Regions from separate parts of the Homo sapiens genome. Here region 2 is linked to region 1. The links are chromatin loops, found by intact Hi-C in ENCODE. Cell type or tissue: IMR-90. All regions are shown on one strand.

The links. Peaks named below come from ENCODE experiments on the same cell type or tissue, not always from the same donor. Only the 100,000 strongest peaks of a DNase experiment are listed, where the experiment ranks them.
Region 2: a loop joins it to region 1, with 3 times the contacts of the local background. A loop is called at or near these places in 3 of 110 quality-filtered maps.

What each region holds. Positions count from the first base shown.
Region 1 is chr11:108,695,197-108,700,196 of GRCh38, forward strand. All of the region lies in intron 9 of DDX10 (DEAD-box helicase 10), which reads left to right. It overlaps LOC124902750 (a long non-coding RNA gene), which reads right to left. Exons shown (of 3, transcript XR_007062881.1): 3 at 4,311-4,381. Among named protein-coding and RNA genes, the nearest start is that of DDX10, 33 kb to the left of the region's middle. In IMR-90, a CTCF peak has its summit at 2,861 (motif pointing right); a DNase peak (open chromatin) is centred at 2,875; H3K27ac peaks cover 232 bases.
Region 2 is chr11:108,926,790-108,931,789 of GRCh38, forward strand. The region is part of intron 17 of DDX10 (DEAD-box helicase 10); the gene reads left to right. Among named protein-coding and RNA genes, the nearest start is that of DDX10, 260 kb to the left of the region's middle. In IMR-90, no CTCF peak of the experiment used is centred here; DNase peaks (open chromatin) are centred at 2,672 and 4,592; H3K4me3 peaks cover 1,234 bases; H3K27ac peaks cover 2,256 bases.

The DNA of each region.
Region 1 (5,000 bases):
TGTTTGTAGTGTTTAAGAATTGGAATTTATTATGATCTTTAGATTATGATTATGGTTAGCCACAGATGGACTATTTATTCAGTTTTACATTTTTGCTCTGTTTTCTTTCTCATCAAAACTGGATGATTGGGTATTTATCATATGGATTCCAGGATTGGTCTAACTGGACCAATGGTTGCTTCCAATTTCATGCCACAAACTCTTCTCAAAACTTTCCCAGGGATGTGAGGATCTTTAGGCCCGAGCACAGACTGTCCTGTTTGGCAGGCTTGCTTTACCACCTGCCCTGTGTCCACTTCAGCAAGTGGCCCCAAGTATGAAAGTGTACGCTATCCCTTGCTTACCTAGGAAGTCCCCTTGGCGTTTAGTTCTTTTAGATTTCTATACATTTATATTTTTTGGGTAGCTTTGAAGAAAATTTTTTTGTTTTTGTTTTTATGTGGTCACTTTTTGTTTCAGCTGAAGTGAAGGTTTTTATGTCTTTTTATAGCCTAGCAAGAAATAGATCTTCTTAAAATTCTATTTAATTTTCATAAGATGTTTGAATGTATGAGTGTTTAAGTGTTTTTTTTTTTTGTTTTTTTTGATTGATTCATGTTTATCCTGTGGGCCATCTTTAAACGTGGTTTATAATAAAAATGCACTCAAATTAAATGTGCTTCTTTTGACCAGCATGAAAGAAGGGAGAGAACAGTATAATAATGAAAGACTATTTAAAAATAGGATTTATGAATTAGTGGGTTCAAAAATAAGTCTTTTAATTGCAATTAATGATGTAGTTTTAAACAAGCAATGCAGTTAGGATTAGGTTTTGTATATGATACTGTACATTTAGACAAACTTGTTTTTAGAACTTTCTTTCTTCTTGGAACTAACTAAAATGGGACATGGGTAGAATAGTTGCCTGTTCTCCATTTTTATGAGGGGGTAGATGGTGCCTCATTGGTCTTTAATGTATTGAGTACATGGTTTTTGTTTTGTTCTGTTTTGTTTTTTTTGAGACAGAGTGTCGCTCTGTCACCCAGGCTGGAGTGCAGTGGCACAATCTCAGCTCACTGCAACCTCCGCCTCCCGGGTTCAAGTGATTCTCCTGCCTCAGCCTCCCAAGTAGCTGGGACTATAGGCGCGTGCCACCACACCTGCCTAATTTTTGTATTTTTAGTAGAGATGGCGTTTCACCATGTTGGCCAGGTTGGTTTTGAACTCCTGACCTCAAGTGATCCGCCCGCCTCAGCCTCCCAAAGTGTTGGGATTACAGGTGTGAGCCACAGTGCCCGGCGAGTACCTGTTTTGATTGTCATTCATAGTGAGTATTTTGGAAAGTCATCAGTGGTGGTTGGTGGAATGACCTTCTCCACTGTTATTCTCCTCAGTAAATGTGTAGTTGTGTAAATTTTTACATGTACCTGTGCACATATCTGCATTCTGTGCTCCTGTGGGCCTCTGGATAGGCAGGGTTGGATATGGTATCTCACAAGTGCATTGGGCCAGGGGTGTAGGCGCTTTTTATTTTTATTTTTTCTTTTCCTTTTCGATATCTTTAATATAGTGTATTCTTTAATGTGATTATTTTCATATGTATTACATTCTTTTTAGATGTGCCAGTGGTATTGATGGGGACAGGGCAGACTGATTCATAAATAGAATACATTTAGCAGTAAAATTCTCCCTATATGAAGATTATTGGACATGTCAATATAAATCAGGAAAAGATTCTAGAGGGGGGAATATTTCAAGGTTCTTGGTTCCTAGAGAAGTTGTTGAAAATTTTATGTAGTTGAACATGCCGTGGTGAACATTAAATTGGGTCTTAATGACTGAGGAGATGAAGAGGAGTTAGAACAACATCACATTATTGTGTCTGAAGAGAGAGAATACTAATCTGAAAAAAATGTTTTAATGTAATTTTTAGTATGGTCGTTAACTTTTAAAGCACAAGCCTGTTTGACCTTTTGTAACCAATTAAAAGTATTTTTACTTGACTATTTTAGATGTATAGTATGTGGAAAGGTTTAGCATATATAATGCTTTTTTTTTTTTTTTTTTCTGGCAGTTTAAAACTTGCCAATAATGGGCTTAAAGATAATTAGAAAGTTTTGTGGGCCATGAGACTGAATAATTGAATTGAATAAAGGCTAAATTAAAATTAGAATCTAATTAAAATCCTGTGTATTTGGCTGTAATTAAGACCAAGTTGCCAGATAGTGTTTGCTTTTGCAATTGAACTATAATATATCGATATAGGAAAACAAATTCATTAGCAAAATAGCTAAGATTTGGGGAATCTTTTTTTCTTTCCATATTTTAGCTAAAAAAGTGATTTGGGTACTTTTGTCTTGAAGTACCTAATTCTGTATTAATTAATTTTACCTTTCTAAATTCCTTTTGATCTATAGCAGTTGAGAAATTTCCCTGTATTTTCCTTAACCAGCACACCCCTTTTAACAAAATGATCTCCTTTAGAGATAAGTGAGGCCAGGTATATGAATATAGTTTTATAATGCTCTATCCTGTGATACATTCTGTCACTTTAAAAAGCAATTCTCTTTAGGGCTTATAGTTCTTTTGGTACAAAACCAAGCTCTTCCAGTTTTTATAAAAATGTCCAGTTGAAAGTAGAAAATATTTGGGAATGGAAAATAGACATCAGATATTCTCAACTTTAAAAAATGTTTTTATTTGGGGAGGGTAGGGGAGGGTTGTGGGTAGAAGATGGGCATTTATATATAACTATTTTTTTCCCCCAGAATAGTAGAAGATAAAATAATTTCAGCAATATTCTAATTTAGCCTTATGTGCCTGGCTACATTTTGTGGCGCTCAGAAATTCTGTAACATAAGGAGCAGAATGTGATTCCACTAGGGGACAGCAGAGGCCAAACCTTAGCATTGCACACTCACTGGCAGCAGCTTAGATCTTAGAAAAGAGGAAGATGGCCACTAGTTAAAATCTGTAATAACTTCTGAAGAGTTCATGGCTGGTTGTGGGAGAATACTGGTACTTTATGGAATAGCTAATGAGAATTTTTTAATAGTGTCTTTAATTGGTTTGTGAATTGAAATAATAAAAGTAAAAAGACAGTTTTCATGAGCATTAACTTTCCAAGGCTTACCATGTGTACCTTAGATATAAGATAGGAGCAATCTTTGTTAGTGAAAATGATTTCTTTAATTCCTTTAGCTTACATTTGTGAAGGTCTGCAGTCTGCTCCTCGTAGATAGTGGCTGATGCTTCTTTACGTGACCTGCTTTTGTTGGTATCTATGATTTAAAGGTTGCATAAAAGGTCACAGCAAATTTATTTTGCATCTTGAAGCAATGAGGAGCTGGGGGAGAGTATAGCCAGTATGGCTGTAGGAGTAGATAAGGAGGGCTGATATTTCTTAGGAGTCTATTTCCCAGGTACCCTTGGGAGTATTTCTTAGGAGTCTGTTTCCCAGGCACCCCTTAGGAATAGGGGTGCCCCCACTTTATTCTCCTGTCTAGTCAATACAGCAGGCACAGTGTTCCTTCTAAAACATAAGTCGGATTATATCACTCCTCTGATGGCATACCATTTCACTCAGAGTGAAAGCCAATGACCCCCTGGGCCTAAACTATTCATCCGTTTCCCCCCAGTTTGCTAGTATTCTCCCCTTGTTCTCTATGCTCCGTACTGGTCTTGCTGTTTCTTTTATGTGCCAGGCGTGCTTTTGCCCGTAGGGCCTTTATACTGGTGCTGTCTCTTTTCTGCTGGAATGCATTTTCCTCAAGTATCCACATGGCTGTCTTCCTCACCCTCCCCAACCACTCCTTTTAACCCTGCTTGACATTCCTTTCTCCAAAGTCCTTTATCACCTTCAAATATACTGGAGTATTTACTTAGTATATTTTTACATTGCTTTCACCTTGATTGTAAGTTCCATAAAGGCAGCAATGTTTGTCTAGTATATTGATGTACCCTAAGTGCTTAGAACAGGACCTGACATGTAGTAGACTACATTTGAGATAGTGATTCAGACTCATGAATCAGATCTTACCTAATATGTTAATTATTTATTGTTGTATAACAAATTGACCCATGGCTTGGTGGTTTAAAGCAATAACCATTTATTATCGCAGCAACCATTTATCTTGTAGCTTCTGTGGGTCAGGTACCCAGTGTGGTTCATCTGGGTCCTCTGGCTCTCAGTCTATCACAAGGCTGTAATGAAGGTGTCAGATGGTACTTTAAGGTTCAGCTAGGGTTGCATTCATTCTCAGATTTATTCACATGGTTGTTTCCAGATTCATTTCCTCCTCTGCTGTTGGTCAGAGGCATCTCTCAGTTCCTTTTCATCTGGTCTTCTTCACAGGATAGCCACAACATGGTAACTGACCTCATCAGAGAGGGCAAATGACAGCTGAGGGAGAGAAAGATGAAGCAGTAATGTCTTTCATGACCTAGACTTGGAAGTCACAGTCCATCTTTCCTGTAACATCCTGGGGTTGCATGTCAGTTCTGTTCCTTGTAGGGGGACTACACAAGGGTGTCAATACCAGGAGGTGCAGATTATTGGGAGTTGTTTTATAAGCTGCCTACCACACCCAACGTCAAATTTTACCTCTGATTTCAAGGATAAAAACAATCCTGAGGTAGAAGTGAAACAAGAAGAGGTGTGGGATCTCCACTATAGCTCCCTGGTTATTTTCTTGCCAAATTAGGGCATGCTCTGGCCCAGGTTAACATAGGAGACTCTAAATAGTGTGTGGCTTAGATGGACACTTGCATAGATGGACTATTTGTATACTCGGTTACAAAGCCCACCAGAGAAACATACTTTCAAATCCATAAATTGTGAACAACCATGGTGCATCCTATTAAAAGCCTCTCATAGGTGAGGACTCTCACCTAGCAAATACCATGTTTGTTTCCCTGGAGATCTGTCATTAATATGTTTTCTAGGAGATTTGACCATATCACTTTTATTGGGGTGGAGGGAGCGCAGGGCATCCTCTTCCCTACCTCCCACCCCTGTACCA
Region 2 (5,000 bases), 230 kb after region 1:
ATTTGAATACCAAAGTGCCAGTACTTTAGGATGGGTATAAAGGTTTCTGAGAATGTTTCAGATGATCACAAGCTCATGTATTAGGTTTAAATTATTTAGGAAAAAATCCAAGCTACATTTATGATATGAATGCAAGAAGGAGAGTTTTATACAAATAGGTGCCCAAAACTGGGCTCTCAGGCGCTAAATTCTTGTCTCTCACAGTAGCTTTCCACAGCCAGTTTAGCAGCATGTTGTAAAAGGACACCTCAGGGTTTCTGTTTAAGGGCATATTCACTGTTCTCCACCTCCAGACACCCACCCTTAGCTTCCTTGCAGCTTTATCAGTCTTTGGTTCACCTGATTTCTTAACTTAGCATTCCAAAGGAAAGAAGAAAAAGCAAGAGATTGAAAAGCTGCTCAGACAGTCTAATAAAGGGAGTGTGCTTTCTTCCAGCAGCCCCTTGTCCTTGCTTTTGTGAAATTTCTGAATAGGCTGTACAGTGATGTCAATCCCCTATTTTGTAATTTAACACATACAAACTTGCACACCCCTAATTGTACATGAAGAAATGCAGCTGCCACAGAAGTTATGAGCTCTGAAATGAGGCATATGCCACTTTCTGGCCGCACAGTCTCTTGTTCAGAGTCAGGCTTACAGAATCCCCCATAATTTCAGTTGCCGTTTTATAACTTAATTATTGGAACTGTCTGCCCCAGCATCCTTGGAAGTTTAGTGCTCACTCCACTAGATTGTGTTTCTATAAGGCACTGCATCCAGCAGGAGAGAAGTTAACAGATTTTCCCAGAAGATGTTTTTCTTCTATGTTGCCTTGGGCCACAGCCATATCAGACAGCACTTGGAACTTTTTTTTTTTTTTCTTTTTCTGATGGAGTCTCCCTCTGTTGCCCAGGCTGGAGTGCAGTGGCGTGATCTCAGCTCACTGCAACCTCTGTCTCCCAGGTTGAAGCAATTCTCCTGCCTCAGCCTCCCGAGTAGCTGGGACTACAGGCGTGCGCCACCATGCCTGGCTAATTTTTTTGTATTTTTAGTAGAGAAGGGGTTTCACCATGTTAGCCAGGCCGGTATTGAACTCTTGACCTCAGGCAACTGCCTGCCTTGGCCTCCCAAAGTGCAGGGATTATAGGCGTGAGCCACCGTGCCCAGCTGGAACATCTTGAAGTTTGGTTTAGTGGTTCTGATTATTGTGTCCTCGCAGCCCAGGAAGTGTGGTTTCTAGGTTACAAAGGACATTCTGACTTGTTTTGTTTGGATTTAATTCACACATCATTTAAAGTATGCTGTTTACCAGTGAGAGGTCTTCCTATTCATGGCAGGTACCAATGATTACCTTCCTCTTCTGTGATAATATGTTATTTGCCCCACTCTTTCCCACACTTGTAAGTTTATTGGCTAAAGTGTCCTAAAAGCCAGAAAGGGAATTAAAAATTCAAGTGGAATAAGCCCTAGGAGTTCTCGCTACATGGAATAATATATCAGTGAATCAGTCTCTCTCCTTATGCCTTTCTCTATCAATACATAGAAATTTAAACTATGCCTGATCCTGGCAGGGTGTTCTCAGAAGCATCTGTTTTACAAAAATAGTTGCTCTAGCAGGTGTGAGATATGAATTACATGAGGTTCTGTGAACCGAGAGACTGAATGCCTTGCCCACATGCACCACTGCTTGTAGTTTTGGAATATTGATCTACACGCTGTATTATTATCAACTTTGCAACAGGGAAAGTAGTTTTGTGAAATTAAGACTGTTAGAACAAAGGCAGGCTACTTGGCTTTGTGGGGAAAACTGTGGGTTTGGGGATTTGACAGACCTGAGTTTGAATCTTTCTTTTACAAGTTATGGACCTTTGACAAGTTACTTAATCTCTGTGACCCAGCTTTCTTCATCAGTCAAAGGAAGATAATTTTTACCTTGCAAAGTTACTGTGAAGATCTAACGAGGGTAAAAAGAAAGTGAAATATGACATTGAATAGGGTCATTAATGTGCAGTAATTATTTTAATTACTAAAAGCAAAACTGGTAGGAGTTTGTAAATGAGTATATACATTGATAGGAATAAAACTTAATGTCCTCTAGGATAGCTACTTTTCCTTGTTTTCCTCATTGAAGTCATTCATTAAGTCCCCAGGTAGCACTAGGCCCTATATTCAAAACAGTTTGCAAAAATATCTTACAGCCTGGTTGAAATTAATGATGTAGTGACAGTAATGTCATGTAACATAGCCTATTCAAAATATGGATGGAGAGTCCACGTTACCAAATTGGAGTGTAGGAATGCCCTTACCTGTCTGTTTTCCTTTGACAGTCACATAATTTAGGCATTTGATAAACTGCTAGTTTACCATGTGACTGGCAGAGAGCAATAAAGAAGAGATACTGGACCCCAGCCCCTCATAGAGCGTACGCTCCAGCAAGAGAGACAGACCATAAGGAAGTAAACAAAAAGCAGACAAGAGGTGGTGACAGGGCCTTGAAAACAATAACTGATGAGAGAGGAATTGGGAGAGTTCACTTTAGCCAAGATGGTTAAGAAGAACCCTCTCTGAGGCAAGACCTGAAGAATTATTGCAAGCCACCTCTGGGAGGAAGGAATGATTCATCCTAGTGTTCTAAGCATGGTTTGCGTAGACAATTATTATTTAAATATTTACCCTAATAGCATCATCATGACTGTACAATTCTGTGTATTCCTGTTAGGAGATTCCTTGGCTGCTTTTCACCTCATCATCATTCTACCCATGTGTCTATCCTGATTGTGATACTGACTTCATAGAAGGTGATGAGTATAGGAAACAGTTGCTAGTCTAGTCCATACAGTGGCAACTCATTAGAAAGGAGTGAGCCAGCATTGAAATTCTCATAAGAACAGAAAAGTGGAATTGAGATGGTCTGAGTACTCTAAATGAGGATGGGAAAGGTAAGTCAGGTGATGTATTAAGGGGCATGTAGTTCTTTGGGGATAAAAAAAGAAAAATCTAATGTGTTTTTATGCTCAATTTAATTAAGTTATAATGTATTGGGGGTATACTAACTCTTTTAAACTATACATCTTTTTATTGACTTTCTGCCTAGGAATTTTAGTTTTTACAGTAAACATGGAGTGAAAAATATAGTTTTCATATTTCTCTTCACTACCTCTCCAATTTCCCCTATTAGTAACATCTTGCATTAGTGTGGTAAATTTGTTACAATTGATGAACTAATATTGATACATTATTATTAACTAATGTCTGTAGTTCAAATTAGAGTTCACTTTCGGCATTGTATATCTTATGGGTTTTGACAAATGTATAATGTCATGTGTCCATCATTATAGTATCACACAGAATAGCTCATTGCCCTCAAAATCCCTTGTGCTCCACCTATCTATCCTTCTCTTTCCGAATCCCTTGCAACCACTGGTCTTTTTATTGTATTCACAGTTTTGCCTTTTCTGGAATGCCATATGGGTGGAATCATATATGCAGCCTTTTCAGATTGGCTTCTTTCACTTAGCAATATATTTTTAAGGTTCCGCTATATCTTTTTGTGGCTTGATAGCTCATTTCTTTTTATCACTGAATAATATTCCATTGTATGGATGTATCACAGTTTGTTCATCTATTGAAAGACATCTTGGCTGCTTCCAAGTTTTGGCAATTATGAATAAAGCTGCTATAAATATTCATGAGCAGGATTTTGTGTGGTAATAAGTTTTCAGCTCCTTTGGGTAAATATCAAAGGGCATGACAGCTAGATCACATGGTAGGGAGTATATTTAGTTTTATAAGAAACTGCTAAACTCTCTTCCGAAGTGGCTGTAGCATTTTGCATTCTTACCAGCAATAAACGAGAGTTCTTTTTGCTCCACAGCCCCACCAGCATCTTGTATTGTCAGTATTTTGAAATTTAACCATTTCATAATAATTTCTGTAGTTTAAAGAAAGCTGTTTTTAACGTTTAAAATACAGTAGACTGTGATAATAATATGCTTTGTCTTTTCAGATTTTGGTTATATGCTGGATTAAGTACTATTCTGCCAAACATGAAATTCTAGCTCAGCATAGCCCTTCCTTATGAACAGGGCTGCCCTTTGAGGAACTGTCTTCTCAGCCTCTCAAAGTGAAGGTTCTTACCTGAGATAAGGCTAATAATAATATACTTAATTTTAATAAAAACGTCAAAGACTATTGTTGCTTGCTGAGGACCTTAACCTAACAGGGACCCAGAACCTCTCTTCCCTCCAACAACATTTGTCCCAGACCCCTACCCCATTCAGTATCCCTTCCTGAGTGTCCCAGCTCCCCAGGAGTTCTCTCATGAGCCATGATAGCACCCTGTACTCCAGCCTGGGCTGAGCAAGACCGTATCTCAGGGGGTCGGGGGACATCTCAAGTTAAAAGACTTTCACCTTACATGGTAAAGACCAATATAATCCAGTTAACATCAACAGAAAAGTAAGATCATGCCCACCATGGGGAGTTGGAGAAGCTATAGTTAACATTTATAATGCATTTACCATGCATATATCACTTATTTAATCTCTCCATGAGGTAGATATTAGTCACATTTACAAACATAAAAATTGGCACCCTGTGACGTTCAGCAGTTTTCCCAAGTTTTAGGCAACTGCCAGGGTTTAAATCGGGTCAGACTGACTCCAAAGCCATTTTCTTTTCCTCTATACCAGAATTTTGGAAATGACATATTTAATAACAGTGCTTGAATCACTGTTAAGTAACTATTTTTAAAAGCAGTCATTTCAACATTAAACAGGGAAGGGAGAAAAGTAGATATTTTTTACATTATGCCATGTGTACATTTCAGAGAAGTTACCTGTAAAGTTAAGGGGATAAAAGGTTCCATGGTCACAGTATCTTCCAAATATACTGAGTTAAACTTGATAGAGACGAAGTTACAATAAGATCCAGGCACCATGAACTAGATGTTATAAAATACCTTTAATAATAAACCTTTTAGGAAACTAAAGATTCTTCTTAATCACCTAGTTACGCTTTC